Regions from separate parts of the Homo sapiens genome. Here region 1 is linked to region 2. The links are chromatin loops, found by intact Hi-C in ENCODE. Cell type or tissue: lower leg skin. All regions are shown on one strand. Links, peaks and the distances in the headings refer to the core of each region. The heading gives the core; the rest is flanking DNA.

Region 1 (4,392 bases), core at 108-4,107, 300 kb after region 2:
TCAGGAGGTGAGCTCTGCCGGTTTTAGTCCTTTTCTGTACTGGGACCACCTCTTGACCCAGGTCTTTTGGGCCCTTCTGGCTCACCTGCTGGCTCCCAGTCATGCACCTCCTCCCCTCCAAGTCACAGTCTTTAGGGTGTTACAAAAACACAGCAGTAAGCCCAGGAATCAGACCTGGGTCCCACTTGTAACCCATTGCTCAGTGGGCTGGCAACTGCATCTGTACAGTGGGGACAATCCCTTCCCCTGGGATCTGCAGGGGTTAGTGTGAGGAACAGCACACAGCAGGAAGGTCTTTGGAAACTACCAAATGTCAGGCCAGGCGCGGTGGCTCACGCCTGTAATCCCAGCACTTTGGGAGGCTGAGGCGGGCGGATCACCTGAGGTCGGGAGTTCGAGACCAGCCTGACCAACATGGAGAAACCCTGTCTCTACTAAAAATACAAAATTATCTGGGCATGGTGGTGCTTGCCTGTAATCCCAGCTACTCGGGAGGCTAAGGCAGGAGAATCACTTGAACCTGGGAGGCGGAGGTTGCGGTGAGCTGAGATCACATCATTGCACTCCAGCCTGGGCAACAAGAGCTAAATTCTGTCTCAAAAAAAAAAAAAAAAAAAAAAAAAGAAGGAAACTATCAAGTGTCGTAGGTAACAGGTTAGTTGGGAGGAAAGGCGGTTTAGTGGAGGGAGCTCCAGTTTGGCTCTTCAGTAGCCTAGTCTTCACCACTTAACCACCTAAGTAACTTCAGGAAGTCTCCTCCTCTCTCTGGCCTCAGTTTCCCCATCTATGAAATTAGAGCATTGGACTAGATTAGCACTCCCCAAGCCAATGTCACAGAACTCCCAAGCTATTTCATAGAAAAGGGGTTCCGTTGTCTACTCAGTCTGAGTTCTTACCGAATGCGGTAACTACCATGAGCTCACATTGAAACGCAGCATTTAAAAGCTCTGAAACATCTTGCAGAAAAGGTGTCTCCCTAACATCTTTGGCTTTGGAACCCTTTTGCTATTGGGTGAATTATACCATTTTAACATCTCTGAAATCAGGGCTGTGTCTCACAATGGCTGTATCTTAGAATCTTTCAAATATGGTTTTTTTTTTTTTTTTTTTTTGAGATGGAGTCTCACTCTGTCACCCAGGCTGGAGTGCAGTGGCGGGATCTTGGCTCACTGCAACCTCCACCTCCTGGGTTCAAGTGATTCTCCTGCCTCAGCCTTCTGAGTAGCTGGGACTACAGGCACATGCCACCATACCTGGCTAATTTTTGTATTTTTAGTAAAGATGGGGTTTCTCCATGTTGGCCAGGCTGGTCTCAAACTCCTGACCTCAGGTGATCTGCCTGCCTCAGCCTCCCAAGGTGCTAGGATTACAGGCATGAGCCACCACGCCCAGCCTCAAATATGGTTTAGTAATAGCTATCAATCTGGAGTGTCAACTAAATGCAGGCACTAAGTGTTTAATAAATTAGTATTTATTTAGTTTTTTATTCAGTATTTCCAGTAATCCTGAAAATTAGGGACTGTTATTATCCCCACATTGCAAATGAGAAAACTGAGTTGCAGGGAGGTTAAGAAACTCACCCAGGATCACATGGCTAATAAACAGAAGAGCTGGGACTTATATCCTGAGGCCGAACTCTTTTTTAAAAATTATTATTATTATTATTTGTACAGATGGGGTCTCGCTGTGTTGTGGGTCTTGAACTCCTGGCCTCCAGTGATCCTCCTGCTTCAGCCTCCCAAAGTGCTTGAGATTATAGGCATGAGCCACTGCGTGCAGACAAGACTCTGATCTCTCAGGCCCATTTGGAATCCTGTCTGTGATTCAGTGACCATGAATGACATACGGCATGGTTCTCAAAGGCCTTGAAAGTACCATGTTCCTTTAGAAAGAGCAGAACTTTTCTAGCACTGGCATCAGAAAACAAGACAGTGGGCCCCTGAATGCACCCAGGCTAGCATGTGGAGCAGCAGGGGAGTGGCAGTGGGAGGCAGGCAGGCAGGCATGCATGGAAGCAGAGGGACCTGGATCTGGCCTTCCAGCAAGGGGTTTTATGAAGTGGCTTTGCTGGGCAAAAGGGAGATCAAATGACTGACCCACCTAGCAATAAGGATTGCACCCTAGACCTGGATCCTGCTCTGAACTTTGCAAAGCCTTTCCCACTCTTGACAGTGCTCAAGGCACACCTGTGAGGTAAGCAGGTAGATTCACTGCTCTCACCCACCTAGGTGAGGATGCAGAGGCCCAGGGGAAGTAAAACCCAGAAATGCCTCTTTGCAGCTGTTTCTCACTGGGGTCTACACAGGCAGTCTGTTCTCCCAACTCTGCAACATGCAGGAAAAAAGCATGCAGAAAAAAAGACATTGCTTCACCTTGGGATACAGATTTCTAGGCCAACCCGTTTCTGATGATGGCAATTACAAAGGCCATCCCTTCCACTTCCTCGTGTCCCTCAACAGCCTGGTGGCCCCGCTGGGTTCCTAACATCCTGCTTCCCAGAGAAGAGCTGAAACTCATTCCTGTTGAAGTATCTCTGTCTGGTATCGGCTGTGTTCCTCATGCAAGACGGATTTGCGTCTTGCGAGGGAAGGAAGCTCTTATAACCAGGCACGTTTCTCAAACTGTAATGTGCATACCAACTCTGGGGGATTGTGTTTAAAATGCTGAGTCTGATTTTGCAAGTCTGGGCAGGGCCTGAGATTCTTGCATCACAAGCTCCCAAATAACTCTACGACTGCTGGTCTAAGGACCACACTATGAGGAACAAAGACAATGGTTTGGTGGAGAGTCTGGGGTTGGGATGTCTGAGCTCTGCTTCAATGCCTTCTTTCAGACGAGATTGGGCGCATTCAGGGTGGTATGGCCATAGACTTCAATGCCTTCTTTCTATCTAGCTGACTTCGGAAAGCTACTGACCAACTTCTACTCTCAATTTTCATCTGTAGAATGAGAAATGTTTTTAGTAATTAAGAAATACCCAAATATTAGTAAATACTGAAAATAGTAGTACCTTCCTAGTAGAACTGTTGAGAGGATTAAATGAAAAAAGTACATACAAGGTACTTAGCTCAGAGCCCGGCGCTTGGTAAACCCTCGCTAAATATTAATTAGCAGCTATTATTAGGGGGAAAGGAAAAGCTAGTCTGGTAGAATCACAAGCACCAGGAAGCCATCAGGGAGGTGGGGAAAAAGGGCGGTTCTTTCTGGAGTCAGGAAGGTAAAGCCATTCTTATCCGGCCTTGGAGCCTTGGAGGCAAGGTCCCCTCCTGTCAGTCGTCAATGTTGCCCACTGGTTTCCCTGGAAAGAATGAGAATCCTGGGTCATTCTGGGCAGCGGTGACAGGTCCAGCCTCCTATCTCTGCAGCTTTGTCTTCTCAGGAGCGTCACTTGCTTACAGCCACCCTCGGCTGCTTCTTCTTAAATCATCTCCACATCACAATCACAGAGGGTTGGGAGCCCGCCTGCATCTCAGGGGCTCCAGCTGTCTCCCATGGAATACGAATAGCACTGTCGGGCTGTTGGTCTTGTTGCCTTTGCAATCTGCTTTCTGCACAATGTCTAGGTTGAGCACATTTGCAGGCTCAGTGAAGCCATTATTTTTCTTGGTGACATTTTCTGGCAGCAGTCTAAATTCGTGAAGAGCTGAGGACAGCCTTTGCCTATGCCTGGAACTGGGTGGCCTACTTCCCCATTGCCATCTGTGTCTATTTGTCCCTGGACTTAGACACAGACTCATTCACACCCAGACCAAAGAATCCCAGGTCAGTGGAGCTCAGGTGTAGCTCTTGTCAAATTAAAAGGTACGTGGGATGCCCCAGGGATCCTGTTAAACTGCAGACTCAGTAGGTCTGGGGCCAGGCCTGAGAGTCTGCATTTGTAACAAACTCTCAGCGCCATTTCATCTGATGGTGCTGGTCCATGGACCAACCACACTGAGTAGCCTAGTGGTTCTCAAGCTTCATCCTGCATCAGAATGACCCTCAGGTCTTATTAAAACACAGATTGCTGGGCCTTTCCCAGTCTGATTTTGAAGGCCTAGGGTAGATTCCAATATTTTGCATTTCTAAGAAGTTCTCAGGTGATACTAATGCCGCTACTCTAGGGACTACACTTTGAGAACAATTGTTTTAGTTTCCCGACCTTTCCATTACCTTTATTATTATTCCTTGAGTTCTGTGACTTTCTTCGAGTTCTCTAGTCCTGACCACTTGCCACAGTTCAGTCCTGCTGAGTACCTCCAGTCTGTCATATCTATAACTGACAATGCCCCAACTTGGCCAATGACACCTTTGTGTTCCTTTTGGCCTCTGTCTTGAACCTGTTGCCCTGGCTTGCTTCACACTCTGCAAACTTGCCAGCCTCATTTTCTCACCCACAGCTTCTCCGGGTCC
Region 2 (4,392 bases), core at 297-4,296:
TACAAGAAATTGAAGAGGACACAAATGAAATGAAAAGATATTCTATGTTCATGGATTGGAAGAATCAGTATTGTTAAAATGTCCATAGTACCCAAAGCAATCTAAAAATTCAATGCAATGTCTATCAAAACATCAATGACATTCTTCACAGAAATAGAAAAAAATCCTAAAATTTATATGAAATTACAGAAGACCCAGCATAGACAAAGCTATCCTAAACAAAAAGAACAAAACTAGAGTAATCACATTACCTGACTTCAAATTATACTAGAGAGCTAAGTAGTCAAAACGACATGGTACTGGCATAAAAACAGATGCCAAGAATACACATTGTGGAAAGAACAGTCTCTTCAATAAATGATGCTGAGAAAATTGGATTTTTTAATATGGCAAGAGATAGGGGCTTGATTTCATTCTTCTGCATATGGATATCCAATTTTCCCAGAAACATTTATTGAAGAGACTGTCCTTTCCACAATGTGTATTCTTGGCAATTTTGTCAAAAATAAGTTCCCTGTAGATGTATGAATTTATTTCTGGGTTCTCTATTCTATTTCATTGGTCTATGTGTCAATTGCAACCACATGGATGGAACTGGAGGTCATTATGTTAAGTGAACTAAGCCAGACACAGAAAAACAAACTTCACATGTTCTCACTTATTTGCAGAAGCTAAAGGTTAAAATAACTGAACTCATGGAGATAGAGTAGAAGGATGGTAACCAGAGGCTAGGAAGGGTAGTGGGGTGATGGTAAGGAAGTGGGGGTTGTTAATGGTACAAAAAATTAGTTAGAAAGAATATGACCTAGTATTAATAGCACAACAGGGTGACTGTAGTCAATAATAATTTACTTATACATTCCAAAATAACTAAAAGAATGTAATTGGATTGTTTGTGATACAAAGGATAAATGCTTGAGGTGATGGATACCCCATTTACCAGATGTAATTATTATCCATTGCATGCCTAGTGCTGCGAGATGTGTTTCCCATGCTACCCTGCTGATTCCTCCTCCCCGGGGCAGTCAGGAAGGTGGTTTGCATTTCTCAGTTCAGCTGTTCCCAAAGAGATGGGCCAACCCAAACCCCATAGTCCCTCTGGCCAACACTGAAGGTATTTTGTGGGTTTCAGCCCCATGGGCGATATTCTGTCAATCTAGAATGTGTCTGACCTACAGTCACAGTGAGATAGTGAAGGCCTTGAGTGCCTGCCAAGAGCTGGAGCTTTATCAGGCAGAGCAAGGTCTCTGGGAAGAAGGAGAAACACTGGTGCACCCTGCTGGTGAGGGAGCTGGCGCCTGTGGCAGGGGTCTGGGGGCTCTCTCCTTGCACATCCAGCTGGGCCTAAAAGTAGTACGTCCCATCTGACTTTTTCCAAGGAGAGTTTGACTTCCTTTCCCAGCACTGAACTTGTTTCTGCTTGACATAGTGACAAAACTGTGTGTATTTTACCTGGGGCTGGAGATCAGTCAGCATCAAAAGTAGCAATTTAAGAAGACAAGACTGGCGAAGGGAATGTAGCCCTGAACTATCCAAAGGCCAAAATACTTTTTTTGTGGCCTTCAAGGCCCCTGGTGTCTGGCTAAAAGGAAGAGCACAAAGATGTATGGCTGAAGGTCTGTGTTCTCATCCCATCTCTGCTATCAAGCTACTATGTGCAAACACTCAACCTCTCTGAACCTCAGTTTCCTCATCTGTAAATTGATGAGAATATTGCCACCCTCCCTGGGCTTATGGGAGGTTCAAATCAAGTTCAGCTCTACATAGATATTTGACACTGATTTGCAGTCTTCCTCAGCTGCCCCCTGCAAGCTCTCAGTTCCTTATCTGCTGGGGCTGGAGGTAAAAGGACCAATCAGGAGGCAGCTGAGGCTTTCCACAGAAGTGCCCCTGGGTAGCAGAATCAGAGTATAACCAAAAAAGGACCCTCAGTGATAAAGGAGAATGACAGAAAGGAGGGGAGACAAAGGAAGGGAGGTGGGCTTGAGGGTGGGGTGCAAAAGCTGTTCATTCATCTCTCATTTATTTGAACCTATCATGTGCCAAGCACCATGCTGGGCCTTGGGAACTCAGATGAACAAGACTCTCATTCATTCATTCATTCATTCATTCATTCATTCATTCATTGAACATATAGTTATTAAGGGACTTGTATGAAGCTGCCAGGTTCTGGCATAGAGAGGGGGGGTCAGGTAAGCAAATGAGCAATTGCAATCCAGGCTGGTGAGTAGACTAGGAGAGGATGTAGAGAGGGGGGCAAAGGGCACTGCAGATGGAGGAGGCCTCCTATTCTGAGGCTGCAAGGAATTCCCCAAGGCTGGAAGGGACAGTATGTGTTGTGGTTAGAGGGGAGGCTGAAAAGGCCAAGAAAGACCCTGAATGCCACCAAGAGTTTGGAACACATGTACGTAGCTACTGAGCACCTTCCCAAAGGGAAACGCCAGACTCAGATTTTAATTTGGCTACAGTGTGGCGAGTGGAATGAAACTGGGGGATGAAGCAAAGAGGAGGGTAAGAAGGAAGAGATGAGACTGTGGAGATGGTTGAGAGGACTGGGTGACTGGCCTTTAGAGGGTAGGGAGAGGGGACAGGCAGCCATGCAGCCTGTATTCACTGAATGGGAGCAGAGCAGAGTGTTGGGGAACTTACTAACCAGGCAGGCTGCTAAGCCCACCCCAGGTGCACTGAATCAGAATCTCTGGAGTGGGGCTCAGCAATGTGTATACTGCAGCTCAGTGTTCCTGGTCTTGGTGGTCGTGTAGAGGATCCCTAAGACCAGCCATGGGCTCAATGATTTGTTATAAGGATGCAAAGGACTTAGAAAAGCCATTATACCCTTGGTCATGGTTCATTACAGGGAAAAGATACAGATTAGAATCCGCAAAGGGAAAAGGGACAAAGTCTAGGAGAAACCAGGCACCAGCTTCCAGTTATGCTTTCCCAGTGGAGTTGCACAGACAGTGGTTAATTCTCCCAGCAATGATGTGTGACAGCACATGCTAAGTGTTGTCTACCTGGGAAGCCCACCCAGGCAAGCCTTAGTGTTCAAGGTTTTTCTTGGGGGGTCAGTCATGCAGGCATGCAGCTCCTGGGTGACTGACCCCAGCTACTCAGGCTTCAGTCCTTAAAGAAGTCGTATTGATACACCAAGGCCCAAAGTCTCAGGCATACAAAAACATTCTTACAAGGCAGAATATTCAGCCAGGTGTGGGCATGGTGGCTCACGCCTGTAATCCCAACACTTTGGGAGGCCGAGGCAGGTGGATCAACTGAGGTCAGGAGTTCGAGACTAGCCTGGCCAACATGGCGAAACCCCGTCTCTACTAAAAATAGAAAAAAATTAGCCAGGCCTGGTGGTGGGTGCCTGCAATCCCAGCTACTCGGGAACCTGAGACAGGAGAATCGCTTGAACCCAGGAGGCAGAGTTTGCAGTGAGCCCAGATCGTGCCGCTGCACTCCAGCCTGGGCAATGGAGTGAGAATCCACCTCAAAAAAAAAAATAAATAAATAAATAAAAGGCAGAATATTCTAAAGTTATCTCCCCAGATGTGGTCAAGGGCCAATCCTCTTTTTGGAATGTGCAGGGTTGGAGTGACCCAAGGCTGCTGAGCAAACTAACCCTTTACTGTCCAGTGGTCTATATTAGAATGGCCTGGGGAGCTTTCAGAATGCCCTATGGCCAGGCTGCACCCAGACCAATCACTCAGAGTCCCTGGAGAGTCTATCCAAGGTCAAGACCCACAGCCATAGATAGTAATTGGTACCAAAGGGGAGTGAGCTCATCCCAGAGGGAATGAGGAGAGAGTGGTCACAGGTGGAAGAGATGCCCAAGAGCAGTGGACTAAGGATCAGCAGAGGCTGCAGACTGCGAGAAGGATGGCACACAGAGAAGGAGAGCTAGAGAAAGGGCAGAGAACCAGGGTCCCCAGAGTCTGGACAGCAAAGAGAGAGAGTAGGCAGCCAAGTCACATAGTGATCTGGTGCCTTAGTCAGCTCAGGCTGCTATAACAAATTACTAGGTGGCTTAGACAGTCATTTATTTTTCATAGTTCTAGAGGCTGGGAAGTTGGAGATCAGGCTGCCAGCATGGTTTGGGTTGGGTGAGGACTCTTTTCTTGGTTTCTCCTATGGAACCTCCTTGCTATATCCTCACACGGCAAAGAGAGAGAGAGAAGGCCTACTTGCTCGTGTTTCTTCCTATAAGGGCATTAATTTCATCATGCAGGATACAAACATTCAGTGCATAGCACCTGGGAAGGCTCAGTTAGGCCCAGGGTGGGAACAGGATGCCAGGAGGTGCAAAAATTTCTGTCAGTCTGGCACTCTGTTCCCCCTCCCCCTCCCCTTCCTCCTCTTGCTCCTCCTCCTCCTTCTGATCCCCTCCCTCTTTCT

The links. Peaks named below come from ENCODE experiments on the same cell type or tissue, not always from the same donor. Only the 100,000 strongest peaks of a DNase experiment are listed, where the experiment ranks them.
Region 1: a loop joins it to region 2, with 4 times the contacts of the local background. A loop is called at or near these places in 1 of 110 quality-filtered maps.

The regions. Positions count from the first base shown.
Region 1 is chr15:78,397,551-78,401,942 of GRCh38, reverse strand. No RefSeq gene overlaps it. Among named protein-coding and RNA genes, the nearest start is that of IREB2, 38 kb to the left of the region's middle. In lower leg skin, for the core only: no CTCF peak of the experiment used is centred there; a DNase peak (open chromatin) is centred at 2,522.
Region 2 is chr15:78,692,904-78,697,295 of GRCh38, reverse strand. All of the region lies in intron 2 of LOC105370913 (a long non-coding RNA gene), which reads left to right. Among named protein-coding and RNA genes, the nearest start is that of CHRNB4, 54 kb to the right of the region's middle. In lower leg skin, for the core only: no CTCF peak of the experiment used is centred there; no DNase peak of the experiment used is centred there.